6 separate regions of the Mus musculus genome follow, and all the other regions are linked to region 1. Evidence: chromatin loops called from intact Hi-C (ENCODE). Cell type or tissue: left cerebral cortex. All regions are shown on one strand. Links, peaks and the distances in the headings refer to the core of each region. The heading gives the core; the rest is flanking DNA.

What was found. A loop is a pair of places that touch in the nucleus more often than their neighbours do. Peaks named below come from ENCODE experiments on the same cell type or tissue, not always from the same donor. Only the 100,000 strongest peaks of a DNase experiment are listed, where the experiment ranks them.
Region 2: it touches region 1 in a loop (2.7-fold over the local background); 2 of 42 quality-filtered maps call a loop at or near these places.
Region 3: a loop joins it to region 1, with 2.7 times the contacts of the local background. A loop is called at or near these places in 5 of 42 quality-filtered maps.
Region 4: it touches region 1 in a loop (4-fold over the local background); 2 of 42 quality-filtered maps call a loop at or near these places.
Region 5: a loop joins it to region 1, with 2.8 times the contacts of the local background. A loop is called at or near these places in 3 of 42 quality-filtered maps.
Region 6: a loop joins it to region 1, with 8 times the contacts of the local background. A loop is called at or near these places in 3 of 42 quality-filtered maps.

What each region holds. Positions count from the first base shown.
Region 1 is chr8:29,217,250-29,222,364 of GRCm38, reverse strand. It overlaps Unc5d (unc-5 netrin receptor D), which reads left to right and starts at 2,729. Exons shown (of 18, transcript NM_153135.3): 1 at 2,729-3,123. The coding sequence starts at 3,027. In left cerebral cortex, for the core only: a CTCF peak has its summit at 2,491; DNase peaks (open chromatin) are centred at 2,598, 3,665 and 4,057; H3K4me3 peaks cover 2,346 bases; H3K27ac peaks cover 1,794 bases.
Region 2 is chr8:28,993,311-28,998,425 of GRCm38, reverse strand. All of the region lies in intron 1 of Unc5d (unc-5 netrin receptor D), which reads left to right. Among named protein-coding and RNA genes, the nearest start is that of Unc5d, 220 kb to the left of the region's middle. In left cerebral cortex, for the core only: a CTCF peak has its summit at 2,003 (motif pointing left); no DNase peak of the experiment used is centred there.
Region 3 is chr8:27,675,142-27,680,256 of GRCm38, reverse strand. No RefSeq gene overlaps it. Among named protein-coding and RNA genes, the nearest start is that of Gm1698, 95 kb to the right of the region's middle. In left cerebral cortex, for the core only: CTCF peaks have their summits at 909 (motif pointing left), 2,702 and 2,927 (motif pointing right); DNase peaks (open chromatin) are centred at 915, 1,948, 2,402 and 2,964.
Region 4 is chr8:28,718,197-28,723,311 of GRCm38, reverse strand. It overlaps Unc5d (unc-5 netrin receptor D), which reads left to right. Exons shown (of 18, transcript NM_153135.3): 11 at 3,318-3,695. Among named protein-coding and RNA genes, the nearest start is that of Gm32505, 22 kb to the right of the region's middle. In left cerebral cortex, for the core only: no CTCF peak of the experiment used is centred there; a DNase peak (open chromatin) is centred at 2,735; H3K27ac peaks cover 2,708 bases.
Region 5 is chr8:28,145,767-28,150,881 of GRCm38, reverse strand. No RefSeq gene overlaps it. Among named protein-coding and RNA genes, the nearest start is that of Gm39153, 250 kb to the right of the region's middle. In left cerebral cortex, for the core only: a CTCF peak has its summit at 2,146; DNase peaks (open chromatin) are centred at 751, 1,333, 1,494 and 2,100; H3K4me3 peaks cover 192 bases; H3K27ac peaks cover 989 bases.
Region 6 is chr8:30,921,773-30,926,887 of GRCm38, reverse strand. No RefSeq gene overlaps it. Among named protein-coding and RNA genes, the nearest start is that of Gm32735, 8.8 kb to the right of the region's middle. In left cerebral cortex, for the core only: a CTCF peak has its summit at 2,967 (motif pointing right); DNase peaks (open chromatin) are centred at 2,961 and 3,380; H3K4me3 peaks cover 284 bases.

The DNA.
Region 1 (5,115 bases), core at 686-4,685:
GAAGTTGATGATTTAAAAAATGTCATTAGTTATACAGTTCGGTCAAATAATATCAGTTTTCCGTAGAGGAAACAGGAGGGTCTGGCTTACCCTAAGCCCACCAGTCAGCTCTTGGCAGTGTGAGGCTGAGTTGCTTTGTGACCAGATTCTCAGGCTTGTTGTCTTCTTCCTCTCCTCCCTCCTCTTCTTTACAGTGTGTGTGTAAGCAGGTGAGGTGCATGGTGTGTGTGTGTGTGTGTGTGTGTGTGTGTGTGTGTGTATGCGCAAGCGCACTAGTGAGTGTATGTGCATGAAAGGGTGTTTAAGGCATGCTTGTCGATACTAGAGAACCCATCTCGAGAACCGGTGCTCACCTTTCACTCCTGGTTCCTTGGGATCAAGCTCAAGTGGCAAGCTTATGCTGCAAGCAGTTTTACCCATGATTCATCTCACTTTTACCCATGATTCATCTCACTAGCCCCAGTTCTTGCATGGCATGCTGTTGCTCCTGGGACAGAGGTCCTAATCGCGAATGATAACCACTCAACTGTTTTGTCCAAATAGATATGGTTATCTACACAAAAATAAACAGCTGTACAGGATTTAAACTAGTGGAAGTTATACACATGCATGAAATTCATGTGTGTGGCATAATTTATATGCAGTGTAAAATATAGGGCGTGCAACACTTCAGGTAACACTGAAGGTACAGCGTCTGCTCAGCCCATAATTAAATAAGCCTCGCTGACCAGACAGACATGCCCATGGCTAGCTCTGTGGATGTAGAATTACAGAAAATGGTTCTTGTTCCTGATGTTCCGCAACCATTTACTTACATCAGCCTTGGGCAATTTTCTTCTAAAGTCAAATTCATTGTCCTTACCTACCAATAGTGATAATATATCAGCTTTGTAGAGTCTTCTTTAAAAACATGTATGAAGACCCACTCCTTAAGATTAGGATTTGTTCAATGGTAATTTTGTTTTTCCACCATTTCATTCATCATATTTTCTAGAATTATTAATGTCAAACTAGCTTATCTATTTTTCAGATTCCCAAAATAAACTGACTTTATTTTTTGCTCCCTGTGGGGACAATAAAGAGAATTAACTATGGTCATAGAATATTGAAAATATAACTAAATTTTTCTTTCTTTCTTTTTAAACAGAAATGCTCATTTGTAAGGGGACTGTCACATAGTCTTCAGCCATACAGGAAGGCAGGCAATGAATGAGTAGTTTCTGGGAGACAGGTGAGGCGTATTTGGTAGATTAATTCTCAATTCACCTTCTCAGAAGGAAAGGACAAACCCCTCATTTACCAAGATTCTAAAGAGATTTCCAGGCAAGTCCCTGGCCAGGCCCCACATCAGTCTTTGCTTTGAAGTATCTGTTCCCCAGGGTTTGGTTTTCTCCACCAGGACCTAAACTTGTTATTGAGCTGCAAGAGCTCTGTAGGAAAAAATCAGCTCCTTCCGCTGACGTGCACAAGCCTGGTGTCTGCAGAGAGGGATGGCCTACCTGTTTATCGGGTAATCAATCTTTGTCTATCATCCCCTTTGTCTTTGGGAGCAAGTAAGTTAGTGTGATTACCTCCTTCACAACAATCTCTCCACCTCAAACCATTTTTTTTTTCCATACAGAGGTGTTTGGGAGCAGGTTGCACTTGGACAAGATTTTTGTTGTTGTTGTTGTTTGTGTGTGTGCATGTGTGGGCTAGTGAGCTTGGTAGCCATTGAGGAATCACTTGCCAATGCTGTCTTTTAATTGAAGCTTTCCATCTGTATTGAGAACCCAGATTTCTGACCAGCTGAGTACAGGGGACATTTTGAAAGCTTCTGACAGAAAGCCATGGTCTGACTGTGGAGACCTGGACAGGAAGCCAACGGTCTTGGGGAAGGGGGTTGTCGTCTGTAGCTGGTTGCCTGCTCCAGCGGATGGGGTAAAGAGACAACTTTGAGGCCCTTCCAAGATCAGGTAAAGATCAAGCCATCTAATAAAAGGGGACTGGGAAGGGAGGGGTGGTGTGCTTAAACAAATGTTCCCTTTCTTTCTTCTCTGAAGACTTTGAGCAGGTCTCCTTTTGAACTTTACTTACTTACTAGAAAGGCAATTTCGAGGGCCTGAATTGGAATGAACAAAACCACATTAAGTGGTCAGATGTGAAGCAGTTTTGAGAACTTTTGAGATTCCAGAGCGGCAAGTATTAAAAAAAAAAAAAAAAAAAAAAAAAGGTTTTGCTTCCTTAAAGTAAAATTTGATCCCATACATCCCCAGAAGCCCTCGATTCATTTCCCTCTTCGTTTTCACATTTGGGCACAGTTGAAGCTTATCATTGCCCCCACCCCCCACCCCCACCCTCTTTTCTCCCTAGCGCCCGTCCCGTCCTCCCCAGGACTGCGGGTAAAAGTGGAACTCAAAGTTGAGCGAAACCTTGGTTTCCTGGAAGCCGCTGTCTCACTCAGAGTTAGCAAGCCAGACGCCCACATTCTGCCGCTGGGCGCTCGCCTCCAAGAGGCCGGGCTGCTCGGCACAGCTTGCGCTCGCGCATCCTCGCCTCCGGCCGCCGGGCTCGGGCGCGCTGCAATCCCGCACGCGCGGGGGCCTCTGCAGCGGGGAGGCGGTGCCCGCACGTGCGGCGGCTGCGGACTCACCTGCGCCTCCCGAGCCCGGCCCCGCCCATCGCCCCGCCCCGGCGTGACTCATTGGCCGCCGCTCGGAGGGGTGGAGCAGAGGCGGCCCCGGGGCTCATTAGCGATGCGGTCTCCAGGCTCGGTTTGGTAGTCCCGGACCCGGAGCGGAGCTGGGGCTGCGGGCCGCTTAGCGGGGACGGCGGGCGGCGCCGCAGGAGGCGATGGGGGCGCGCGCTGCGTCCCGCTGCCCATCTGATATCCCTGTTCCGCTGCTGTAGGGAGCGGCGGTGGGGAAAAAGAGACTCGCCACAGACCACCACCTCCGGGGAAACCTACTGGCGTTGGCTCCCTGCCGTCGTTCCTCGCGGACTTCCAGGGCGTGGAAGAGGAGCGAATCCTGAGAGGAGCTCGGAGCATGGGGACAGGGGCTGCAGACGGCAGCCGCGGGGCGCGCCGGTGGCTCCCATGGCTAGGACTCTTTTTCTGGGCGGCGGGGGCTGCGGCTGCCCGAGGTAAGCGCTGGGTGGACAGCGGTGCGCGAGGGGAGCGGGACTCTCACCTTCGGCGTGGGTTTCCCAAGTTGTTCTGGCTTCTCTCCGCGCGCGTAGCCCGACTCAGTGGGAACCGTGTTAGAGGAGCTCCAGGGGACCACTGCCTTTCAACCCAAGTTTGCTATCTGCAGTAATCCTACAGGTTGCTCTGACCGGGCCCCCCCCCCCCTTGAGTTTGCACCCGCTGAGATTTTCCAACCTCCCTCCCCACCCTCCGCCCCTCAATTGTTGCAGACTGGAAAACTCGTCTTCCCTATATCCTCTCTCGCCTTGGTCCTCTCCACTTTTCCTTCTTGGGCGAGCTCGTCCCTGGGTGGGAGCCCACGGTGATGTTCGAGAGTGCATAGGGAAAGAGGCATGCCCGTGGGTTCCAATAGAGACTGCGCTTTTTTTCCCCTTCAGGGGGAAGCATCCAAGCTGGTCACTTCGCTCTGCACCAAGCCCCTCGGGCGACCCTAGTCTTGGCTCTAAGCCAGCAGTGGTTTTGCCTTACAGAATCTGCGAGGGGGCAAGAGCTCTGGGGAGTGTGTACCCTGGGGTTTAACTGCGCCTGCAGTGCCCAGCCGGATAAGCAGTTGGCCGGAGGGAGGCTGTACTCTCGGCGCATCCTCTCCCTATCGGGTGCTTATACCAGCTTAGAAGCGCGGGCCCTACTGAGCAGCAGGGAAATTTAGAAGCAGAGATTTCTCTGCTTCTAATAAGCTCAGGAGCCCCCCCCCCCCCCCCCACACACACACACATACACACACTCTTTTTCTAGATCCGCTGCACTCCAGCAGAGCATCAACTTAAAGATAAACCACACGGACCTGTTTTGAAGCTGATCACAGGCAGTTCCAGACAGCCCCAGTGCTGTGGCTACCTTTGAAATAATCTAGAAGCTTCCCTTTCCCTGCCCTTCTTTACCTTTCTTCTTTGCTGCTTGCCATCCAGCCGGCTTAGAATATGTAATTGCATTAAATGATTTACCTAACGCTTGTCTAGCAAGAGGTGGCACCGGGCTAACCACCTCTCCTTCTGTTCTGTCTCTTGAACATATCGCTAGTAGCTGTGAGGCCTTTGGAAGGGTTGACAAAGATGCCAAGAACCGGTATAATCTCATTTTTTTTAATAGAAGCTAACGGTGTTAGGAGCAGCGATACCGCCTGGAAAGAGGAATTAAAAGGGTGGATAGAGGTTTTCAGCAGTATGATCCTATTCTATGCCTATTTGCATTTCATTTCCTGAACTTTTTCACCCTCCCCTTTTCTTTTTATAATGGAGCAGGCTTTCAAAAATAAGGAAAGGCTTTAAATACGAGTGATTGTTAGAGTGAGGCGTGTTTCTTTCTCTTGTTGGAGGAGCCTGGGCTTCAGCCATTTAGTATACTACGGGGGAACTAGAGACTGCCTAACTGCTCAGGCAACTCTTGAGTGTTTTCTATTCTGTTAGGGGGAAAGCAGGGGTGCCAGGGGTCGGTGCTTTGCCCCTCTCTTTCTCCTACATGAGGCCTGAAATGTCCGAGTTACTACTTTCTAGTCACAGCATGGGATCGCTCATGATGACTGACTCCAGATACTGACCCTCAGAATCTGGTTTGTGGAGTTGTCTTTAAGCCAGCTCAAAACAAGAGGTGGGGACACACGCCAGCAGCCTTTTGGATGCGGTTTTGCTGGCTGTGAACGAAGGCTAGCACCTCTTGTCTGCAAGCTGTTCTGTAAAGGTCTCCTGGAAAACATACTGTACACTCTGCAGGCTTAGTTACAACAAATGCCTTGCACAGATCATAGAAAATGCCCAAGACACATGGAGCAGTAAATCTGAGTAATGCTTCCCTTGTCATGGTTTCTATTCACCTTTAGCAGCTTTGGAAGATACTTCAAGAAATGAGCATTAAGCCGGCTACCAAACCAGTGCATTCTCTCGCACCTGGCTTTGGGCAGGTGGGCACACACAGTAGAAGTTTCCAAATCA
Region 2 (5,115 bases), core at 363-4,362, 220 kb after region 1:
ATCCATCACATGTCTATGTTTTCATATGAAGAATGAGACAGTTGCAGGGGGCATTGTTGTTCAAGAGCAAACCTCTAGCTAGCATGAGAGCTGCAGCTCCACCTGAGAGCTTCTTATCACTAAATTATCACCAGGTCATCAAAGGCATTGTCTCTGGTGAGCACCAGGCCAGAGTTAATGTTCCTGTCTCTCTATTGATATGCATTATCTTTCTGTCCTTTGAGTCATTAAAATTGACCTTGTCTATTATCTCTTCTTTCAAAGGGTGGGGAGGTTGACTTTTCTAGGAGATATGCTCAAACTGAAATGACATTTGAAGTCCTTAAATATGTGCCTCATAAGCAAAACGGCCTGTAAATTACCAGGTCATATTACAGTCGTCCATGGTTTTGGTGGACTGACTTGTGGATCTCCATGAAAGACAGATTACAGGTCAGGAAAAATTACCCTAAGCCATTTATATGCATCCTCCCAGCCTTTTAATGGTGGAGAGATTAGAAAAATCTAGCACTGTCCTCCTTCCCCTTGTTTTCTGTTGCCACTGCCTGCTGCATTTCTATTGAGGATCCATTACATGGGAAATAGAAGAAGGATTGCTCTACCATGAAGTAAAACATCCCACCCTACCTCACTGAAAGATCTAAAATTTTCCTTGACAACATCCCTTGGTGTTTCTATCTCCTGCAAAATTTTCTGAGCCTTCTAACCTTCTACTTCCCCCTTTGCTTCCAGCACAATTTTTGACCTATAGTAGCAAAATCATTTGTCATCTATTAGAAAACAATGTGTTTTAAGGATCATGGTGGCCATAAGTTAAAATTTACATTTAAAAAGAAAGGGGATGGGTAAAGCTGTTGGCTTCAGAATTCTAGTGACTCTGGTCACCAACACTATATGTCACCATTAAAGAGTCCAGACTAAGCCAGGCAGTGGTGGCACACACCTTTAATCCCAGCACATGGGAGGCAGAGGCAAGTGGATTTCTGAGTTCAAGGCCAGCCTGGTCTACAGAGTGAGTTCCAGGACAGCCTGGGCTATACAGAGAAAGAACAAACAAAAACAACAAAAACAAACAACGACTCCAGACTAATTGTTAATACACAAAGTTTTTGACCAATAGAGTATGGGATTCCAGTGTGTTGATTTCTTATTACTAAGAAATTTAAAGAGCTTGAGACATGCTAGGTAAGAGTATGTGAAATTGCTCCTGTCTAAAAGAAATGCAGGGACAAAAAATGAAGCAGAGACTGGAAGAATGGCTGTCCAGCGATGAGCCCTCCTTGGGATCCATCCAATGGGTGGGCACCAAACTCTTACATTATTATTAACCCTATGTTGTGCTTGCAGACAGGAGCCTATGATGGCTGTGCCCTAAGAGGCTCTACCAGCAGCTGACTGAGAGAGATGCAGATACTGACAGCCCAGCCTTGGACTGAGCTTGGGGAAGGATTGAAGGTACTGAAGGGGATGACAATCCCACAGGAAGATCAATACTATCAACTAACTTGGACCCCTGGGAACTCCCAGAGAATAAGCCTCCAACCAAAGAACATACACAGGCTGGTCTGAGACCCCACATGTGTTGGGGGCCTCAGACCAGAACTGCCTTGCCTGGCCTCAGTGGGAAGGATGCACCTAATTGTGTAGAAACTGATACTGGGGGAAGCACACTCTCTGAGGGGAAGGGGAGGGCAGATGGAGGGGAACAGAGGGCAAAGTTTGGGATGTAAATGAAATAATTAATAACATATATATGATTGTTTGAGGAAACTATTTTAAAAAGACTTGCAAAAAATGTTTAAAAAGACTTACTCCAGTTGCTTTGAAAGCTGTTGATGGTAAATATAACCACAGAGAGGATGAATGACCGTAACTTCCTATAATCATAGGAACATACACAATACTGGCCTCTATTATAATCACTTTCCTACATAGGTAACACTGTTATCAACTTCCTTGAAGTCACTGACACTTTAGGTTAGTGCCTCCTGGTGGGCAGCAGCTGCAGAGCAGCTGGGAGTAATTAGAAGCCTAACTCTCTGCTTCCCTTCACCTTCCCTTCCCTCAGCATACTTCAGTGGTACCCAAGAGCCTTTCTCCTGTTCAATACAGGGTTCAGATAAAGCCATAGGCTGTTATCTTCCAAGTTGGTGTGTACTTGATTGAACTGCTCAAATTTCCTTTATTAAGCCTTGCCTTTATAATCCCATTTTGTCTCTTGCCTTAGACAGGTCCTCTGGTATTCTTTCTAGCTACCTTTTTTTGTGCCACCATAACTATACACTTATGACCCAGTACAGAACTCAGGTGAGAGGGGAGAGGGCAGAAAGAACTCAGGGGTGATGGAGGGGTAACTGGGAATGGGGATATCGCTTGAGATGGAAACAAATGGAATGATTCACAATTTTTTTTAAAAACAACAAATGATTGGAACCTCTCAGGCTGTCTGTACCATGATGCGTGAGCTCAGAGCATCTTGAGTCTTCCATATTTGGTGTTCGTTCACTGAAAAGAATTTATTTTGTGTAAATTTGGATAAATCAGTAAGCAATGCATGCTTTCTTCCTGTTCTCATATAGCCTCTTAAGTTAGGATCTTATAACTTTATTTGGGAAACTCGAATGATTTAATACCAGCATTTTGTCAGTTTTGCTTGTTTCGGGTACTCCATTATATATTTTAATAACAAAACCAACCAACCATCCAACCAAACAAGATACTCCATAAAGTGATTGTAGTCTTTCTTCTATCCTGCTAACCTTGGCTGCAGGCCTTGGTTTTCACATATTATTTTAATATGTTTGCATTTCTTCAAGAGACTCTCTTCTATGAATGAGTTGGTCTCTTGCATTGACAAAGATGGTCTACTGGCTAAGATGTGGCCTTTGGTTGTACGACACAACTCCAGACTTGTTTTCGTGATTTTTTTTCCTTCTCTGTCCTTACAGAATACAACCCTGCTTACCTTCCTTCTCCGCAGTTTCCCATCTGTCCACATTAGCTAATATCAGTCTTTTCCTTATGAAATTTATTACTTTTAGTTATTCTGGAACTTTCACCAGGTATTGAGGAACTGAATTATAGCAGTATCCTGGTGTGATTATGGATCTGAGAACTTCTTGTTGCCTAAGTTTTAGCTGGTGTTGTGATTCTTAAATAGAACTTTTCTGGGTTTAACTATGTCTAGATATTTAGGATATTTCCAAAGTCAAATCATTTCGTGCCATAGTATAGGACATTTGCTATTTTAGTGTGATACTGGCCCATGCTATAAAAACTAGACTATGTGACCTAGTTTTGAAAGAGGTTTGAGGATACATTTTGATTTTCAAACCACAGGGAAATTGGTGAACAACCCATTTCTAAGAGCACTTACCTGTTATGAACACACACACACCCCCCCCACACACACACACACTGTGTGAGATTGTATTTGCCCACGTAGGAGCATGTTGGGGCCAGAGGTTTATGTTGTCTGTTTTTCTGGATTGTTTTACAGCTCATGTTTTAAGACAAAGAGTCAGAGTCAATCTCTCTCTCTCTCTCTCTCTCTCTCTCTCTCTCTCTCTCTCTCTCTCTCTCTCTCTCTCTCCCCTGGTCCCCCTCCCCCTCTACTCCCCTCTCCCCTCCCCCTATTTCTCCCTCCCTCTTTCTCTTTCTCCCTCCCTCTTGGTCTCTCTCTGAACCTGGAGTTCATTGTTTCTTCTAGACTGCCTGGCCAATAATCTCCTGATATCTGCCTCTTCATTGTTGGAGTTGCAGGTGCAGGCCATCATCTCCAGCCTTTACATGGGTGCTAGAGATCTGAACTCAGACACTCATGCTTTTGCTGCAAGGGACACATGGGACATCCATCCCTCCAGTCCTAGACTGACCTTTTTATCTTAGAATTTGAGAAAAGCAATATTGTTTTGGAGCACGTCTCATAGTAAAATATTTATTTTCTATGATTCATAACACAGGTATTCTTATTACCTGCCTTTCCTGAAAGGTATGTGCTGCTCAGTGCTTTCTGAAAACAACCAGCCATTCAATAAAAGACTAATAATCTTTTATAAAATTTACTTACCTAGTTAGAAGACTAAGTGATTAGCTCACATATTAGCAAAACCTCATAAAATAGTTATTGGGTATCAGACTTTATTTTTTAGCCTTTTTATATGAATTTGGTACATTTGGTCATTAAAGTAGTACAAACTGGTGTGTTATATTAGCTCAGTACTGTCAGTGAAAAAAACATGCACTAAGAGGTAAAATGAACTTGCCTGAGGTCACAAATCATTTTCAAGCTAACAATTTAACCATAATCACGAGGAAGTTTTGATTTGCAAACATATCCTATAGCGAAGCACTCGTTTTTTATTCTTGTACCACGATGTCTTAGGGTAGATCTTAGGAATGTATCCCATTACTGAATAGAGCTACGTTTAGCTTGTACTTGTTTCTGACAGTCTCTTTGTCTATAGGGTTCATATCTTTCTTCTCTCTTAGTTGATTCCTCCTCTCAATTTTATGTTCATACATGGAAAGGGAGAACGAAGTCCCTTGCTTTTGAAATTTTCTTCATGAATCACTAATTCAGGTCTTTGCTTTGTGAAGGCCTTAACATTTCAGGCGATGCCCTCACACTGCTTACCTTGCAGCTCACTTCCAGTAAGGAATGGTAGTTTATTCCTTTTGCTTCTGTAAAGGAAATATAAATGGCTTTCTGTGTATGGTGAGCTCTTTATCAAGGGCACAGAACCCTTGCATGCACAGTGCAGTGATCTTGTGTCTAGTACATTATAATCAATTACTTTTGATAGATAGTTGTGTGATTCAACATTGTGGAAACCATGCACACTGGTATGATGTATGTATGTGTGTGCATGCACAAAGAAGATAATTCTGATGTCTCTTATTGCCAAGCACTCAGCCACATGATGGTCTTCTAGTTACCACAATATGGCCACAAAGGGACACAAACATAGACACAGGCTTTCTCTGAATCCATTGATTTAAAGCACGAAATTAGCCTTAGCGATGAATTTTCACAACACATGCAGACAAAGAGGGACATCACATCAACAAATAAATGGATATTACTCACTGTTCCTGATCCACAGGTATTTATTG
Region 3 (5,115 bases), core at 460-4,459, 1.5 Mb after region 1:
CTAGGTAGGAAAATAGATGGATGGAATGGATGGATGGATGGATAGATGGACAGATAGACATAATATAGATATAAATAATAGATGGATGATAGATGAATATAGGAAGATGACAGATAGATGATAGATATAATATAGATAGATATAACTAATGGCTAGATAGATAGATAGATAGATAGATAAAAGGCAGACAGATATTCTAGATATATGTTCTCTGGCTAGAGAAAGAAATAGAGGAAACAAAGAGCAAAAGCCCTGGACCATCCTGACATCTGCACTGTTGGCTTTTTTGGGAAACTGAATTATGTGTTTTGGAATTTTTGTACTTGGCCTCGTTCTAACACTTTTTAAAAGAGGAAAGGTATTGAGAACAGCCTGCCTGTTCTTGCTTCCTATCATAGCTCCCGTGTCTGGGTCTAACCCATCTTCAAGTGGCCTTTGCAGCAGGCAAAGCTGATGCGGACAAAGACATGGAAAGACAGGAACAAGTTTGGTTCAGTTTCTTTCTTTACTGTTTGGGTTCTTTCATTACATTTCCTAGCCGAGAACAAAAACAAACAAACAAACAAAACAGTGATCAACTCCACGAAACTACAAATACGTGTTCCTGGACACGAGAAACATGAGGGCCTTGGTGGAGGAGAAGAGAGTTAGCCGTTCCTTTTTTTTTTTTTTTTTTTTAATCTCATTATTCAAAAGACTGTTTTCTCTCAGGAACTGAAAAAAAAAATACGTGGTTTCTAGAGGGGGGAAAAACACCAAAAACAAACAAACAAACAAACAAACAAAACCTCCGGTGCAAAGAAACACAACTTTTTCTTTAAAACAAACTAGGGTGGGGTATGGAGATGCTAGGGTGGTGGGTGTGGATTAATTTTAAGTTAGTCAATACTGACCTCTAGTGGCATAGAGCCAAAGTACAGGCCTTGCTCTGGCCCAGGAGTGGCAATGTCACTGCTTTGTCAGGGGTGGGTGTTTGGCTCTGCTGATTAGAGATGGTAGCAGTAAGAGAGGAAGGGGCTGCCAGTGCAGAGGACACCATTTCATACACCTAGGCATTCTTGTCAAATAAATGACATCTTGTCACCAAACTGCTCTGCTTTCTCCATTCATTATCTCCCCTGGCCAGGTAGGACTTGATTTTTATCTTCCTTGTCATCCGCTCAATGCTTGCTAGAAGTAAGACGGGAAGATATTTGAAAATCACTGAGGCCACTGAGCTTTCTTTACCAAACGAGCGTTCTTCCAATCCTGGATGGTGCTTTCCCAACCGAGGTATTTGTCTTTTTTTCTCCCTTTGCAAACTACTATGTATTTGGATGCGCCGAAGTGTGCAACTCCACTTAGCTTTTAAAGACAGAAGAACAAAGTCCTTTGCATGGGTCTCAGCTTCCCGCTCTTTCAGAGAAAGAAGATGATCCAGGGACTGAGCAGTTTAATGCCTGGTGATTTTGTACACCACTTCTTACCCCCACGGCACTTGCAAGTTATATCTCTGAGACCTTTACTTCAAGGACACAATGGAAAAATAAATTAAATCTATCAATACAAAGAGCTCTTCGTGAAGGGCATCCCTCACACCCACTACACACACACACACACACACACACACACACACACACACACACAATAGCAGGTTTCACACAAATGCAATTAAAATTGCAGTGCTGATAAGAAAGTTGGAAGTACCAATAAAGAGGGCAGCATTGCCCTTTAGAGGAGAAAAGAGCGGAGCTGATGAGTAAACGGATGCTCTGTCTTAGAAGATGTTAAGCAATTTCATGGCATTTCACTTGTCTCATGCCGCCTTCTTGGGTCATTGTCTGGGTTTTCCTTAAGAAGTGTAGATGAGGCTAAATTTTAATTTGGGAAAGTTATTCTGTATCTCCGGGGCTCTGGAGCTTCAAGTCCTTTCATGGCATAATTGAAAAAGTACTCTGCCTTTCTCAGCCCAAAGACAGAACAAGGATGCATCCCTATGTGTCCTGCCAAAGCGTGCAAGAGGAGGCTGTGGGAAAGGGTAGTGTGGGAGGAATGAGGGTGGCTCCACAATACAGCACAATGGGATGACAGAAAAAACAAAAAAAAAACAAAAAACTCTGGCTTCATCACCATGCTACAATGACACCTGCTTTCTTTCACCCAAACTTCCTATTGAGAAAAAAAAAAAAAAAAAAGCAAGATTGTAATTGGGATTTCAGAAGCAGGCTCTCACAGCACCCGGCCGGCCCATGGGAACGGTACCACCAGTATCTTTGGGATTTTTAAGGGTAGGCCCCCACCCCACCCAGAAATAGCACAGCAGCCGTGGCCAGAATATGTCCACTTAGGAGCTACCCACGGGGTGCCCTCTGCTGCCTTCTCCCTCCCAGCACTCCCCCTGCCATTCCCATAGCCACCAGCTGGCCTGATGGCTGAAGAAACTGATTGCATTATTCACTCTCATGAAAAGATTCAGAAAACTAGCATAGATGCAAGGCAATTATATACATATGTAATTTGTGTGTGTGTGTGTGTGTGTGTGTGAGAGAGAGAGAGAGAGAGAGAGAGAGAGAGCGTGTGTCTGTGTGGGCGCGTGTGTGTGTCCCAGAAGGTATAAATAGAAAGTCTAAACAAAACAGGTTTAAGGTGAGGTGAAGAGATCATGGAAGCCCTGGATGTTGTAAGGCTGGCTCCTTCTCTCTTCACCTTTTCACTTTCTGTTTCTCACTTCTACTTTACAGGGGGTTAGCACATCTTATTATTAAAATGATAAATAAAAATAACAATAAAACCCAAACCTGAACCAAAACCAAATCACTGGCTCCTTGCTCATTCTCTATGAAATACTGCCATCTACCGGACAAAGGAAGGAAGTTCATGCAGCCCCCTTTTTTTTTTTTTTTTTTTTTACTAATTTTTTTATATAACGTGTGCTGTTCCCTCGGAGGCCAGAAGAGGGCATTAGGTCTTCAGGAACTGTGAGTAACCAGTGCTTTTTGTCAAACCCAGGTCCTGAGCAGTCAATGCTTTTAACCAAGGATCATCTCTCCAGCCCCTCATGCATTATCTTTTGCATTATTTTTACCGCCACAAATGGAAACCACGCTCCAGACACTTGATGAGGAATCATAAATCAAAATATTGGGGTGACAGAGGCAAACCTTTCTTTGCCCTTAATTTGTCCACTGAAGGCGTCCACATACTCAGCTTGCTTAAGTGTGAACACAATGGCTTGCAAACAGAATGGGGAAAGACTCAGCAGTTCGGCGGATGGTGAATCAGTGAGAAAGTGCACACGTGAGAGATGGATAGAGAGAAAGAGGGATAGGTGGGATCATGGCATCCCTGACAAACTGGTTAGTTAATTTCTGATCAGAACCTGTGGGAAAGGAGGTTCTGTGCTGAGCACACGCGTGAGTGTGCATGCGTGCATGCGTGTGTTTGTGTGTGCGTGCATGTGTGTGTGTGTGTGTGTGTGTGTGTGTGTGTGTGTGTGTGTGTGTGTATTCTAAGTGGATGGACCACAGGAAGATACTTCGTCAGTGTCAGGAATTTTAATCCCGGATCTGAACTTCTACAGAATAATTTTTGACATGACTGATGAGTGTGACAAAAACAAACTGATCCTTCTTCAACCATATAACACTCATACATGTTGATGCTTTCTCTTTGTTCATTTTATCAAGAGCTTCTACTTGGGGCATGGGATCAGACTCAGGAATATGGGAGGATGCTCAGTCTTGTATGTTTGTAGTATGTAGATGCTAGGAGAGATTTCAAACTATGCTCTTCTATTTACGGATTTATAAACAAAACAAAACAAAAATCAAAATAAGGATTTAGGAAGCCTAAGAAACTTACCCAAAGGTTTATATTTCAAACTTACACCAATTAATTAGCCAATTAATTACACCAATAAATTAAACAGAAAAAATCTCTCATATAGCTTTTAAGCACAATTATATTGATCATCGTATCAGTCTTTTCAGGGCTGTTAGTTTTTGTTGTCTGTTTGTTTGCTTGCTTGTTTTTGTTTTTGCCTTTGTTTTGTTTTGTCTTGACCATGTGTCACACCAACCAGTCATGTCAAAATTATTCTGCAGCAGTTTAGATCTAGGATTAAAATTCCTCACACAGAAGAAGTATCTTCCTGTGGTCTGTCCACTTAGAATAAATAAAGAACAGAGTTCAGGGGAGGAGCAGTGGTACCCTTTCTTATTACATTTGGTGGTGGTGGTTTGTTTTGTTTTTTTTTACACGTTCTTTACATGTGATACACCCATGGATATCTACATGTGTTTGGGTACATGTGAATGTTCATGCAAGCGAGTGTATGTGTGTTTGGAGGTCTGGTATGAAATGTCTTCTGTGTTTTCTTTCCACTCTATTTATTGAGGAAGGGTCTTTCACTAAAAGCTCTAGCCAGTGTTGCTAGTCACCCTGACCTGGAAGTCCCTTGTATTTGGCTACAGGCTGTTCCCGGGCTTACAAGCTTTTTGTGGATTCTGGGGAATCTAAAACTATGTACTCACACTAGTGTGGAAAGGACGTTATCCACTGTGTCATCTCTGAAGCTCTGATGAGTGTTTTTAAAAATCTAAGTTGTCATAGACCAGGAAGGTAAATAAATAGGATTTATGTCATATTCCTTCTAAATGTAGTTATGACACTGTCACTGAGCCTCCTGGAAACCAGAAAAGGGGTATAAAGCAAAAGCTAATGAAACCAGGAATCAGTTGAACACTTGCTTACCACAGAGGAAACCCTAGCTCACCCAGTAAATAGAAAAATGTAAGGGGGGCATAAGGTAGACACATGTTAAGAAGTGACCCTGAGGTTCTGTGGCTTTTCTGAAGTGAGAGGTACCTTCCATCAGCACGGAGATGCTTATCCAGGAACCCAGCATGTGTGGAACACGTTTCGCTGTAAGTCACAAACGTCTCCAGCCTTGACTCCTGAGCCTGTCTTTTAAGATTTTCACTACTGTGTGTATTTACCTGGTGTGTGGATGATGGGTGTCAGTGCTGATTGGGACTCCAAGAACAACCGATGACTGCAGCAGTGGGAAGTATTAAGCCCCTAAAGGACATTGTGACATAATTCATTGCTTTCAAAAGACTTCAGACATGTGCCTCA
Region 4 (5,115 bases), core at 695-4,694, 500 kb after region 1:
CCTTGGTGTTAAGCCATTATTTTTAAGCCACTATTGTGTACAAGTTCACCTGCTTTGAAGTCAGTTACGTTAGAATATGAAACCGCTATGAAGCAAAACAGTTATTCTGAGTCACCATTTCACAACTATAAAACAGGAATGCTAACATCCTCCTCATGGTGTTCTTGTGAAAATGAATATGCTGAGACTAACCTGGGGAAGCCCTTGGCATTTGAGGAGAGCTCATTCTCTCAAGATAGCTCTAGATGCTCACGTGTCCTCTAACCATGGGACAGCAGCATGCTCTGTGGAGCAGCAGGCAATGAATATGAGAGGGAGGTAGTTGCCTGGCCTGAATACGTTTGGGCGACAGTGATTTACATAGATTGGCCAATGTCCTCATGGAGGAGTGATTCAGAACATCAGTATATTGCGAATCTCTAAAAAGAAATCATCTTATCAGATCGTCTGACCATTCTGTTTATTTTTGGCTAAGAATCTCATAAATCTCAGGATAGAAGACAAAAACTCTTTTGTTAACTGCTACCATCCCCATATCCATTGCCAATGAATCTCATTTTTATAGACTGTGACTTTGACCTCCACTGTCTTCAAGGTGATAGCTTGATGAACAACATGTCCGGTACCCCAAGAAGGGGAACAGCAAGAATGTTAAGCAGAATTTTGTCCTAGTTTTCTTTCTGTAATGAAATTGTAATTAAATACCCCCCCCAAGAGAAAGTTAAGGGAAAGATAGTTTATTTGGTTTACAATTGCAGATGGTAGCCCATCATTGCTGGGAAGTCAAGGTTGATATTTGAAGCAGCTAGCCACAGGCATCACGGTCTATATCAGAGAAAATGAATGCTTATGCTTTTACTTGTTCTCAGCTCACATTCTCTGCTTGTACATAGTTCAACACCCAGGGAACGATGTTGCTTTAGAAGGCAGCTTCTTCCCATATCACTTAATATAACCAAGACAATTCTCCACAGACGTGATGGAAGGCCAATCTGATTTTGATAATCCCTTATGCCAGGAGATTCACGCTGAGCCAAGTTGACAGTTAAATTAAAACTAACCATCGAAATCATCTTGGGTATGGTAGATGTAGACGACTTGTTCCACAAGTGTAAAGCCCTTGGGTTCAATAGATAAGAAGATAGAAGGGAGGGATGGAAGAAAGATAAAAAGTCAGGCATATGGAAAGAATACAATGCTTAGGTTAAATGAGGAAAATTGTTTTTTAAAGAGAAGGGAGGGGTAACAAGACAGCAGGAAGAATAGCTGGCCTTAATCAGGCTTCGGTCAGGTTGGCAACCAACACTTTCAACTATAGACTTATACATTTGAGTGTGTATATGTGTGTGCTTTCCCTGTGTGCTTTTCTATGTCTGTCTGTCTGTCTATCTCCACTCTCTCTTCTCTCTTCCCTCTCTCCCCTCATGTGTGTGTATATTTTCTCTGTCTCTGACTTTCTCCCTGTCATCTCTGTTCTGCCTCTGTTTCTGTCTCTTTGTGTGTTTTTCCTTTTTGTTTTCTGTCTGTCTGTCCCTCTCTCTTTTTCTCCCTCCTCTGTCTGTCTCTGTCTCTCTTTTAATTTCTCTGTCTCTCTCTACCTTTGGCTCTCTGTTTCTGTCTGTCTCTTTCTCTATCTCCCTGTCTCTCTGTCTAGCTCTCTGTCTGTCTGTCTGTCTGTCTCTGTCTCTGTCTCTGTCTCTGTCTCTGTCTCTGTCTCTGTCTCTGTCTCTGTCTCTGTCTCTGTCTCTCTCTCTCTCTCTCTCTCTCTCTGTGTGTGTGTGTGTGTGTGTGTGTGTGTGTGTGTGTGTGTATGTGTGTGTGTGTGTGTGTGTGCATCTGGGTATTTTCCATGTCTGTGCTAAGTATCAGAAATATTTTCCCCCATATGCTAAGCAAGTCTTTCAAAAGTAGCCAAAAATTAAGATATGAGTTTTTGAAGTCTCCATGGAAACTGCTATTTCAAACTGTTTTCAAATGTGCTGTGTTCTTTAGTCCTCCTTTTTTCCTGTGGAAGACCACAGACAGGAGCAAGGTTATCATCTATTGAACTCTGTGTGGTCCTGTTAAAAAAGACTGCTTGATGGTGGCTGCATCTTAGCACAACAGCCCCTAGATGGAAAAGGGGCAACATCAAAGGGCCATTATAGTTGCATTATCTTTTTGTGTATTTTCTCTGTGATTCTTGATTCTTAGCCTATCCCAACAAGGGGTGAGAAAATCCACAGTGATGGCTCCCCTCATGGCACTGTTACAAATTGGGAAAATAGACAAACAATAGAGACTAATACAATACAACCTAGAATTGAAGCATTTTCAAAAATACCACATTTAAAACATGTTTTTTTTGGTCAGGTCCCAAAAGAATATTGCTTAATATGATTTGGGTTTCTACTTGAGCTGTCATATTGACGAACTGGTAAGGGTGGGAGGCTGGGGAGTGAGGGTTATTCTGTTATTTACTAATAAATGCGATTACTTCATCACGAGAAAAATATCACAGCCTTTTTAATATCTGGCTTGGAAAAAAAATGGTGAGCCCAGCAGATGACTAGAGCACTGTCCAATTTCTGCTGTGTTGTGTGAAGACTGTTTTGTTCATTTTTTTTTAAACCAGCAAGGTACCTCCTTTCTGAGATGCTCCCACTTGCAATCCAAGCCACTCTCTGCTGCAGCATTCTTTCCCTCACAGAGTGACATCTGTGATGTTCAAGTACATTGGCCCCTCAGACTTAGAGTGATTCATAAGTCCCCTGAACTATTTGCTCCAAAGCATGCTTGCTCCCCCGGCTCCAGGAGCTGCTTAGAATTTTACAAGGAATTTTCCACCTCCTCTGTGGGCTCTTGTCTGCAGCACCAAGAGTCACTACACGGTAGCATCTCTTGCTATTTAAAAGGAACAGATGTTATTTTGCTCCTAACTGGGTTGCAAAACATCTTTCTGGTTTTTGTTTTTTTTTTTTTTCCTTTCCTTTTCTTTTTTAACTTTTCTTTGCCAGTTAAGATAATCACACAAACACTACCTGAGGCAAGTGGCCCTAATCCAGTGTCAGACATGTTTGTCTTGAAAAGGAGGCATGTCAAGAGTGTTAGATGTGAGGGCAGTGAGGGCATGATATTCAGAAACTGACCTGGAAGGTCAGAGGTCCCCATTCCCAGCCACTGGCATGGTTCCACCTAGGTTAGCAGGGGAAGCTAATACCAATCAGTACATCCAACGCCAATACAAGATGTTCTCCTTTTAATAGAGGCAACTGCAAAAAGAGTGATGGAGGTGTCTTTTAGTGTCTGAGTGACAGATCATCTTTTTTTCTTACTAGGAAATTCTCTACTACTGAATCCTGCCATGCAGCCAGATCTGACTGTGAGCCGGACATACAGCGGGCCCATCTGTCTGCAGGATCCGCTCGACAAGGAGCTCATGACAGAGTCCTCACTCTTCAATCCTTTATCTGACATCAAAGTCAAAGTCCAGAGCTCATTTATGGTTTCCCTGGGAGTGTCTGAGAGAGCGGAGTACCATGGCAAGAATCACTCGGGGACTTTCCCCCATGGAAACAACCGCGGATTCAGTACAATACATCCCAGAAACAAAACGCCGTACATCCAAAATCTGTCATCACTGCCGACAAGGACAGAGCTGAGGACAACTGGTGTCTTTGGCCATTTAGGGGGACGCTTAGTAATGCCAAATACAGGTGGGTGGTAAGTGTGTGTTTGCATATTTTCCTCACTTGTGTAAATATCTTTTTATAAGTATGCAATAATCAGATTCATTTGGAAGTGATCAGCGAAGGCTGGGGCTGCACTTTGTGTGCCCAGGAGCCCAGATGTGCAGCTGAAATAGAGCAGAGCCATCTCTCTGCCTGCCAGCAGGACAGAAGACCACGTTGATGCTGCTGATCGCCATCTTTTAGCATTATACCTATCAGGTGGTATGGAGAGGCTCCTGGTTTTGAGACCCACTGGAATATGTCACCTAGGGCATGGTAAGGAGGAAAAGAACACAGTTCTTTTCTACAACTGACAAGTACCATATTTAGCCAAAGCACATGTTTGCACTGACAAATAATTTAGGGCACGGACAGTCACATTTCTTGGGCCCTCGATAATTATTTTGACTATTTTTAAGTGATTATTACATTGGTTCTTGGCAAGCAATGACGATGAATCATTGCATTGTTGCTCTTTAAAGTTCAAACATTAGTTCTAGAGCTATGCCACACGCACAACCCATTTCAAAGTATGTGTTTCCCTTTTTTGGGTTTTAAGAGAGGAGATTTCTCTGGATATTTGTAGGTGGATATTTCTGATCCCTGGCACAGGTTACTTTAAAAATGTCATCCCTAGCTGTCGCTTGATCTTCACGGTTGTTGCCTGAAGCCAGAGTAGAGGGAAATGAGATTGCTTTCTCCTCTTAGTCCTAAGCCGTGGGAGGCAGGTGAGTTCCATGGCAGATATCGAAAGCAGAGAGGGCCAGGAACATTAGATCTAGCCATGCTCTTAGAAACTGAGTATCAAGCGAGTGCTCAATGAGGAGAGATGATCAGGATTTTATCCCATAAAATGAAATCTGTGACAGGATTGGTCTTAGACTATGACTGCAGCTACCTTACCTATCTAGTAGCTTAGACTTGAAACTGAACTTTCTCTTCACTTCATAATTTTAACCTCATTCTATCCCAAATTAGTTGTGTACTCTCACACCCAGTTTCAAAATATAACTTACTTCTGGAAAATAGCCTAAGTTACGTCTCTAGAAATGATGATGTTCCCCAACCTACCTTGCCAGTGTTTTAGGGCATGCTGGGATTCTTATTTCCCATTAGTTTAAGTGTCCCATATGAGTGACAGTGTATGATGACAGTCTAACTTGTCTCACTAGGGCATAACTGACCAATAGGACTCTTCTTTTAGAAAGAAGCAGTCAGCCATATTTATCACATGAATTTGTAAAACATATAAAAACGGAACATGCATCCCTTGTTTTACCAAAGACTAGGATGTGAAATCAGAGTCACATGAAGCCAGTGAGTTACTACTATGCCTTTATCAAAGCTCCTCACGCATGTTCCCATCCTTATGTGTACAGGGTTCATATGTGTTTGTGTTTACATA
Region 5 (5,115 bases), core at 435-4,434, 1.1 Mb after region 1:
GGCTGTGGTTATATCTCCAAAAAATGGTAAATGCAGGACCTGCAGGACAACCCTCAAGGCTAGGGAAAGAGCTCAAAACATGAGTTCAAAAATATATAATTTCTCAACTATACAAAATATAAGGATGAAATATGAATTATGAGGGGTTTCAGGAATCTAAAGGAACAAAAGCAGCTAGACTATATGAGCCAGCTTGTCAGGAAGACATAAAGGCAAGCAGATTCCTGAGTTCAAGGTCAGACTAGAGCACAGCAAGGTTAAGCCCAGGTGTTATAGGAATGGTATTTCAGGTCAGGGTCCCACACAACTAGTTTACCCTTTGTGCTTAACAAATGCAGACAGATCTCTGAATTTTTTTTTTTTTTTACAATATTAAGAAAAAACATATGCTTTCTGTCTCCTGAGAATCAAAGGGTTGGGGGGGGGGGGTCACAAGATGTTGATTCATAAGATAATCAAAAGGAAAACTGAAGTAAATAACTGGATTGATGTGTAAAATATAGGCTCGATCTGTGTTCTGCAGATGAGCTATCCAGAGAATTTTTTAGGATAAAAAGAGAGAGCTGTTGTAGAACTGACAGAGACAGAAACACAGACACACAGACCAAACACAAGCAGACAGACACAGACACACAGATTCACACACATGCACGCACGCACAAATACAAGCAAGCAGGACATGGATAGAGAGATCTCTTGGAATAGCAAGCAAGCAGAATATAGTCAGAGAGACCTCCATAGAGAAAGCAGAACATACAGAGAAGCAGACTGGAAAAGCTGTATCAAGCGGGACACAAGTTGTCAGCTTGAATCCAGGATTTGACTTCCAATCATTCTTTTTGCCATTCTCAGAGACCCCTTCTCTCAGAACCTTTGTCCAGGCCAGGACTGCTCCTTGACAAATATCTAAGAATATGATACCTCTCCCTTGTCACAAAGATTCTCCACATTTCCCAGTAGATACCTAAAACCTCACTATAGAATATGTTGGTTTCCCATATAGAAACATAGTTGTGATAAGACTTAATTCATAAATTACACACTGTAAAAGGTGAGCATCAATATTATATTTATCCACCTGAGACAAATCTCTTGTTAGGTGAACTGTTACTTTAACACTTTAAAAAGAAGTACTTTGTTCCCTGCATCCCTCTGGCACTTTGGGGCCATTATTAAGCAAAATAAGGGTCCTTTCCACAGAAGCTCTGTGATACAGCAATAGTGGATCTGATAGCCAAGGTGATAGCAAGAAACTGCTTACCATGAGTTTATAGCTGTAGACATCACAAGGAGATGACTCATATCCTGAGTGAAATTTCACCATGCTCTTCAGAATCGCTTTCAGTTTAAAATGTATGAGTCGTTTTCTTCTGGACACGTTTTATTCAGTACTCTAGACTGTGGTTTACTCTAAGTGGCTCCAAATCATGGGTTCAAAGAGACTACCCCAATTAGACACCCCAGTGCGTTTGAGCCTGAAGTATTCCCCATGAGTCATTCAGCACACGTGGTTGAACTGTTAGTGTCCGACTGCTGGCACTGTTTCAATGGTTTATGGTACCGTGTGGCTGAGATTGCAGGAGTGGGTACCCTGGCAGTGGGTCTTGAGTGTTACACCCGCTCCTGGTGCTATCTGGACTCTGATTTCTGACCCACCAGAATGTGAACAGGTCAGGGGACAAGCTTCCACTGCCATGGATAGAGCCACCCCAGCTACCGTGCCAGCTTCCGTAGGATGGACTGATAGCTCGTGAGATTGTGAATGAAATGCCTTTCCTCCCTTAAGTTGCTTCAGTCAGCTATTCTGTCACAACGACAAACGGTAGCAGTACACACCTGTGTGCCAAAGCAGCCGGGAGAATGCACACAGAGATCTGTTTTAGCTTGAGATGGAAATGAAAATTTAAGAGAAAACCAGAAATCTGATGATTATCATTCATGAGTCGTGGTTTCCAAAAGGCATTCGTTTGCTTAGACTGTGTTCATTTTGCATGCAGTGAAGAGTGCTTTTGAAGCTGTGTCTGTCTTCCCTGCTCTGGTATATAACAAGGCCAGCCTTGCTGACAGCAGGGAGATTTCCTCTGCATTGAGCTCTTCCTCCTTGGGGCTGGCCTTTTCCAGCAGCTAGAAATGACTGAGCCTGAAGAGACACCTGCTGGAGAATGAACGTATGAATGCTTTCCTCTTGGCAGTATACAATTTTTTTTTTCTGTCCCATTATCTCAGACATACCATCCTATGTCAGGAAATTTTCATATCTCTGCCTTAGCTCACTAGAAATGGGAAGTGGTGACTGGAAAGTAGAGTTTCTGGGCTAATTTAACCCCCTTACTTCTTATAGCTTATATTCTGGGGCTAGTTATTTCTTAGATTTGGTTCTGATTGCAGCACTCACAGTGAGCTATCATCTGTGGCAGGACAGATCATCAACATATGGGATGAAGGATGACATTAGATGTGACAAGGAGCACATAGAAATGATAAGTGACAAGCAGATAGAGATTATATTGGGGACATATACAGTGTCATGAATGGAAAATTACACGTGAAGTGTTGATGAAGGGTTAAGTAAAGAGGGGACATAGTCCAGTAGAATGGAGTGTGTGTAGTGAAAGGAGCCACTGCCATTTGTGACTTCGTAGGGGGCAGTCATAGAAAACTCGGTAGGAAGTGTGATTGGAAAACAGAGAGGAATGAACCCACCCCACCCAATAGTTCAAATGATGCTGCGACTTGCGTTCAACAGATCTGCATCTACATATTCTGCATGGTCAGCTCTGCCATCCTCTTTATGTCTTTGACACTGAGCTGACCCATCTGTGTCTACATGTGATCAACTAGTTAGGGAGGCCACAGGACGGGGTGGTGGCTGATGACTGACTTAGCATCTTCAGGTATAGAAACCATCAGGCTAGAAACTGACCTGTTTTATTCGCTGTTTCTTTGAGTCAGGGTCTCACCATGTAGCCCTGGCTTGGCAGAGTCTCACAGAGATCTATATGCTGCAGCCTCTCCAGTCTTGGCACTAAAGACATGCATGACAATACTCAGAGAAACTTATGGCAAACAAGTTAATATGTTTGTAAGAAAATTAGAACCTATAATTAGGAGTCAAATAGCTAAAGTTCAAAAGGAGCTAACAATCCAGCTAGACACATACCAGAACTCTTCTGAATGTGTTCACAGCTGGCGTAAATGAGGCACTATAGATTTCCTACAGGAACTATATCAACTGCTATCCAGGCGTTTCAGCAAGATGGCCAGACCTTAGCACACACCAATTACACTAGCTTCCTGTGTGGCATGGGGGAAACAAGAGACGATCCTTGTTCCATTCATTATTCATTGAGGATTTAGAACCTATTAATGGCAAATGACACAAGGATTTGTGTGCCACTGCTGAATGATTGACAACCTCCTCCTGGAGAATGAGGATGAGAAGGATTTTGAGAAAAGGCTCAGTATGGAGTAATGGGGTGGATTATTGTGGTCTGTTGTGAGCGAAGCACAGAGTGAGGAGTAGGAGCGATGTGCTTACTATTTCCATACCACTCAGCAAATAATAACAATAACAGACAGACCTGAGCTAGAAGGATTACACAGCCTGGAGGGCAATTCATACCAATAAACTAAGCATTACAAAAGCCACCCTACCTTTTAGCACCTGGATAATCTAGGCAGGTGTTGCTTAGCATACTTATTCCACAAAGGGGTATCTGGAATCCTCCCAAAGAGACAATTTTTAAGGTCAACAAATAGACAGGTGTGAAGGGAAGAGGGGAAATAACGAAAAAAAAAGCAGACACTCCTTCAAGACAGATGGATGAAATCCACAGCAGAACATCTACGGCATAGGAGCCTGTGAATTGGAAAGACAACGGTTGTATGGGAAATGACTGAGAGGAAGCCACTGTGGTGAGCAGGCTTCTATGTCACAGATAGCACAGATTGGTCTGTCACGTCATGCTATTGACTTGACTTGCAAGGGATTGGGCGCAGTCCGGTTTGTGGCTCCAAGAAATTCCTCTTAGCACAAATTTAAAATTTTCCACAAGTTTAAACTTTGTAACTGATAAGGTACCTTTCGTTCCTTATGGGCAGCTTTGCTTTTTCTGCCATGATTAATGCTACCTCAAAATTGAAACCGAATAAAAAAAGTGAAATAAGCTTATGTCTTTATAATTCATTGTTTTGATCACTTGACATCATTATAGCAACTCCAGTGAAGATAAATTCCATAATGAATTTCCAGAAGACAGTGTATGTTCAGGCTGTTCCTATGCCTTCTTCCATCCTTTCTACTTTAATAATTATTTTCTCCTAATGCCCTTGCAGACCATCTATGAGATTCCACTGACATAATTAACCACCCCTTTCTCTTTCTAGCCAAAGCAAATTGCTTATCTCTTCATCATGGTCTTTATTCTATTCAGCCAGAATTTTCTCAGCATTTTTTATTGGCTAGTTAATGGAAGGTGTCAGCTTTGCACTGTAAACTTCAAAGTGAGGAGCACCGGGGCTTGTTTATCACTGGAACATTCAGAGCACTAAGTTATGTGCACTGTACACAACAGATGCTCAGAAAATGTGTTTCTGGGTGAACTGATCATGATGATGACTCCATGTCGGAATTTTAATAATCATTATAATAGACTTGGTCACCAGTCAAGTTTCCACTGAAGTCATTAGAGCTGTATTTGTAAATCGTCTTATCCAATCTTGCCAATCATTTTTATTCTAAAAATAGGTGGGTAGACATTGGCCATGAAGAGCTTAGTCAGATTTGTATGGTTTATAAAGAATAAGAGGTAATGCCACAATGATGACTGTACTGACTGGTTTGTGTGTCAGCTTGACACAGCTGGAGTTATCACAGAGAAAGGAGCTTCAGTTGAGGAAATGCCTCCATGAGATCCAGCTGTAAGGCATTTTCTCAATTAGTGATCAAGGGGGAAAGGCCCCTTGTGGGTGGGACCATCTCTGGGCTGATAGTCTTGGGTTCTATAAGAGAGCAGGCTGAGCAAGCCAGGGGAAGCAAGCCAGTAAGGAACATCCCTCCATGGCTTCTGCATCAGCTCTTGCTTCCTGACCTGCCTGAGTTCCAGTCCTGACTTC
Region 6 (5,115 bases), core at 516-4,515, 1.7 Mb before region 1:
AAGTGTGTGTGTGTATGTGCGCGCGTGTGTGCATCCACCTCTGTGTGCCTGCAAATCTGTATGTGTACGATGTGTGTGCCAGCACCTTTATAGTTCAGAAGAGGACTTTTGATTCCTGTAACTCGAAGTACAAGCAGCCGTGAGCCACCAGATGTAGGTGCTGGGAATGAAACTCAGGGGTCCTTTGGAAGAGCAGCAAATACTCCTAACTGCAGAGTCATCTCTCCAGCCTTTTGTGCTCTCAGTTCTGTGAGTTCTCAGCCCTCAGTAAACTTTGCATTGCCGTGTGCAATACATGCTCTCCACATAGGTGGGCATAGCTTCATGTCATCCTTAAATCCCTGGAGCAGAATCAGAGACATTCTACTCAACAAGAACTCAATAAATGCTTTCTGGCATTGTCCTACGGATTGATGGTGCCGTGCATGGTCTTCATCTCCATGTAAATACATTATTATTATTATTATTTCCAACTATACTGTTACTCCCTGAGGGAAGTGTGTCTGGTAAATACCAAAGGATATTTGCTGTTCCTTACACAAAGTAGGCACTCATTATAGATGTGCTTCGTGGATAACTAAGCTACACATACACTTTATTGAAATAAATCCTGTGTTCAAATCTGCAGCATATACATAGGGTGAAGTCTTAATAAGGAGAGAGAGGAGAGAGAGAGAGAGAGAGAGAGGAGAGCCTTTCCTCCAGGGAGTCATATGATAGCATCTGCACCATCATAATCTAGCTTTCTATCTAGTTGCTGCAACCCTGGAGTCTGACAGAGAATACCATTTTGGATGTAGCTGGGCATCGTTGATCAGCTGCATGTTTGGTGTAAGACTCAGATTAAATTAATTGTGTTTGAGGTGCCTTGAGTTGTTTAACCAACAAACTTCATGCATTGCTTCTTACTTAGTGACTTCCCAATATGAGTTCAAACCAAACTATCAATACCAGCTCTGTCCTCGGCATGGGACTGAGAGACAAGTTGAATTTTGACCCCTTCCTCACCGAGGGCTCATAACTGGGACACATAAACAGTGCTTATTTCTGAGTGTGAGAACAGAGATAAAAAAAGGGCACTCTTGCAGTGATTAATGTTGACTGCAGTAATTCTAGCACACCTTGCAAATAAATTGACATTTGAGTTGGCCCTCGATATTGGATTTTGACAGGCAAAGGCCGGAGGAAAGAGCAACTCAGACAGGTGAAACCGGATAAACCGAGCGTGGAAGTGTGAAGCTTTTTGTCCTAAATGGGCAGTGGAGGGCTGGACTTGGGTGTGGTTTGAATATAGATTTTTTTTTTCAAGGCCCAAGACTGAGAAGTTGTACTTAGCTTTTCCAGGTCAGATCAGGCTTTTGGCTAAGTTTTATTTTGTCCAGCAAAAGTGTTTTTTCTTTTCTTTTCTTTTCTTTTCTTTTCTTTTCTTTTCTTTTCTTTTCTTTTCTTTTCTCTTCTTTTCTCTTCTTTTCTCTTCTTTTCTCTTCTTTTCTCTTCTTTTCTCTTCTCTTCTCTTCTCTTCTCTTCTCTTCTCTTCTCTTCTCTTCTCTTCTCTTCTCTTCTCTTCTTTCTTCCTTCCTTCTCTCTCTCTCTCTCTCTCTCTCTCTCTCTCTCTCTCTCTCTCTCTCTCTCTCTCTCTCTCTCTCCCTCATTGCTGCCAACATAAGAATCAGGAGATTTCACATCCATACTAGATTTCTGGCTGCTTTCAAAAGAAAAATAACAATACCAAGCCCGTGTTTCCTGAAGGCAGTAACTGGCTATACTGAGTAATGGCTTCTCTTTGGAGACTATCCGCGACAGTCCTGTCTCACTGGCTTCAGTCACTCACAGGCAGGTGTCTGAGTTTGCACCTTGTGACCTCCGAGCTTTACTGGTGGCTACATCCTGGAAGAAAGTGGCATCTGCTCCAGGGATCTTTCTCCAGAATTTGACTAAATGTACATCTGGATGGCTCTTGGGAATCAGCGAGCTCTTGAAGGGAAGAAAAGCGTCTGCCAGTCAGCCAGTTGCTGCTCTGAGTTCTCCTGTTTGCCTAATTCCATCTTAGGCTGGCTCACCTGAGGGATTTTCAGAGGCTGGGGATAAGGACCCTCATGCCTTTGAAAAGATCTCTCGCCATGGCAACCTACAATGTTTTTTGTCAATCTGAGAGCTTGTTAGCATCACATCTTTGGTTTATCTTTTCCCTATAAGCAAGTTTTCTCTTCGTCTACATCGCACAGTAGCAGCATGCTAACGAGAGCCCAAATCCATTTTCAGAACAAAGGGAGGAATATATGTGTTTCTCTCTCTCTCTTTTACTTTCTTTGTTCATTTCTTATGCCAATCAAATGCTCATTCTCACTGGTCATTTGTGAACTACACTTGGCACTGGTACACAGCACCAGTGTGGGACTTCAGAAGGCATGTGTATACTCGAATCTAAACACCCAGCAATATACATAACAAAACAGTTGTTTGTGTTCTCTGTACACACGGAGACCTGTGAGCACAAACGTGCTCTGTGCCTGATGCCTATTAAGGGCGAGAAGTCCTAACTGACATAACCTTCTTTTCATAAGAATAAGAGAGAAGGTTATTGAGTCTGTGAGCTAATCTGTCTAATTAGGTGCCTCTAAGCAAAATGCATAAGATTTACATGAATTATCCTAACATGCAAAGAATAGGATACAGGAAGGAAAAACTCAAGGAAATTTGCATTTAGATGAGGAGGGGGAGTTCGGGGGTTACCAGCTAGGATCCGGTCTTTTATGTTTTGAAGCTAGGCTTAAGCGTTGTTGCAGATGGATAGCTAAGCCAGTAAAGACTGCCATAGTATCTTGGACTTTCAAGCACTTGCTCCAAGCCTTGTCTGCCCCATGCAGGGTGAAACAGGCCTGGGGCGCCCATCAGGAAGCTTCATTAAGGCAGTGCGTGGGAATCGGCTTCCGTCCTGGAGGCTGGAGGGCTGAAGGACAATTCAGCCTCTAGGTGGCAGTGTTGTATCTATGCTAAGACGCCCCGTGCTTTGGCTGGCTAAATACCTGAGACAGAAAATGGTGAAAAGGAGAGGAAAGGGGGGGGGAAAAAAAGAAAAAAAAATCAAAACAAAAAACACAAAACACAAAACAAAAAATAAACCCAACCGAAAAACAAAACCCAAAAAACGTCCTAGCCCCGCTGTTCACACTACCCGAGAGCATCCTTCCACACCATCTTACCGACTTCATGACTTAACTCTATACGGTTTATTAAATATTAATATCAGTAGTTCTTGGACTCCTAAGATCTGCTCATTCTGTTGAAAGCTGCACTGCTCGAGAGATTGCTTGCCTCCTTCAGTGCTCTCTGCTTTCCCTTTCCACATGGTTGCTGCCAATCACAGGTTGATGGCGGTGATTCTGGAAGAAGGAATGTCTACTCTGTGTCTTGTCTCCAGAAGACAGGATGGTTGGTAATGAAAATCAGGGCTAAGAGGAGTCTGTGTGATCGGAGGTGGCAGACAGACCCTGGGTGGGATTTTGGGGAGAAAGCTAATTGCTAACTTCCTTGCTTCTTTCTTTCTGGTGCTGACAGCTCTGAACGAGGTAAGAAATGCCTTCTGATAACTGGTTGAGGATAGGAGGCTAAAGTTATTAGGGCCGCCTCAGTCTCCCCAGTGCTGAGATGGGAGATTCTGCTGACCGACTGGGGAACACTTTCAGAGGTTAGGTGTTTGGGGAATGTGGTAGAAGTTTCAGGAGATAAGGATGTCATGAGCAACAGCAAGAAAGGCAACGTTCAGATAACACTTTTCAAAACTTCCATCTTGTTATGTTTTGAACATGAAATATCCCTTATAGGGTCGTCCTTTGAATGTGCTGTCCCTGGGTGGTGGTATTATCTTGGCAGGTGGTGGGAACGTAGGGAATGGAATCCACCTGGAGAAAGTAGGATGTTTTGGAGGTCATACTTGGTCCTCGGTTCCTTCAGGTTCCCGGTTCCCTGCTTCCTGCTTCCTTTGAGGTAAAGCCACCTTTTTGTTTTGTTTGTTTGTTTGTTTGGTTTTGGTTTTTTTCGAGACAGGGTTTCTCTGTGCAGCCCTGGCTGTCCTGGAACTCACTCTGTAGACCAGGCTGTTCTTGAACTCAGAGATCCCCCTGCCTCTGCCTCCCGAGTGCTGGGATTAAAGACATGCGCCACCTCGCCTGGTTTACGCGATGTTCTGTCCCAGCACACGAGGCTCGGCTACCATGAATGAAACCCTCTGAAACTGGGAACCCAAATGAGTTCCCCTGAAAGCTGTTTTTCTCAGATATTTGGTAGGCAAACTATCTTACTCCTCCCCTCCTCTCGCCTTAATAATTTACTCTTCTCCTCACAGCATTGTTGTTAGAAAGACAATAATGTTGTCAGAGCATCCTCAAGGTCTTAGAGAGAGCTAGAGCCGGTGCCCTGAGTTCTCCTTTTTCTCTTTCAACTTCAAACACACGCTTCTGTTAATAAGTAATATTCAAGTCTGACAGAGCAACATTTGCCCTACTCGACACCTAAGAATCAAACTAGATATTATGCTTAGGGCACAGTAATAAGAAAATGCACCGGCTTTCTCCCAGACTTTCCATTAGTTTATCTTCTTAAATGAAAAATCTGACTTTACATTGACTCAAGAAGCGATACCTTTAGGGCACGATGCCTGTGTTCTTGTCAGTTTTGCTCTAGTTTCTTTGGCTTATCACTTTCTTTTCCTGTGCCTCAGTGGTGTTCTCTGTAAAATAGGCTGACCAAACGTTTTCTAGGCTTTGGACATCTAGGGAAAATGAACTAATATTTTAAGTGTCAGGAATGCAAAAATAGCAAATTATTAAGCCCAAACCTTAGGGAACCCACTAAGAATATGTGATATCCTTTGCCTGATTACATCTTTGAGTTTTGTAAAAGTTTATAATGGATGAAATAGTACTTAACAGCTTCATAAACCAAGTCTTCTGCCTGTTTAAACGGTCCTCACTCTTATTATTTCAACTAATGAATTTTGCCAGGCATCTCCGTTATAGCCGTATGATTTATAAAGATTGTATTTACCTTTTCTTCTTATAAGAACCTAATGAGACCAAATTGGTTGCGTGTAATCAGACACCGGCCTTTTTCATC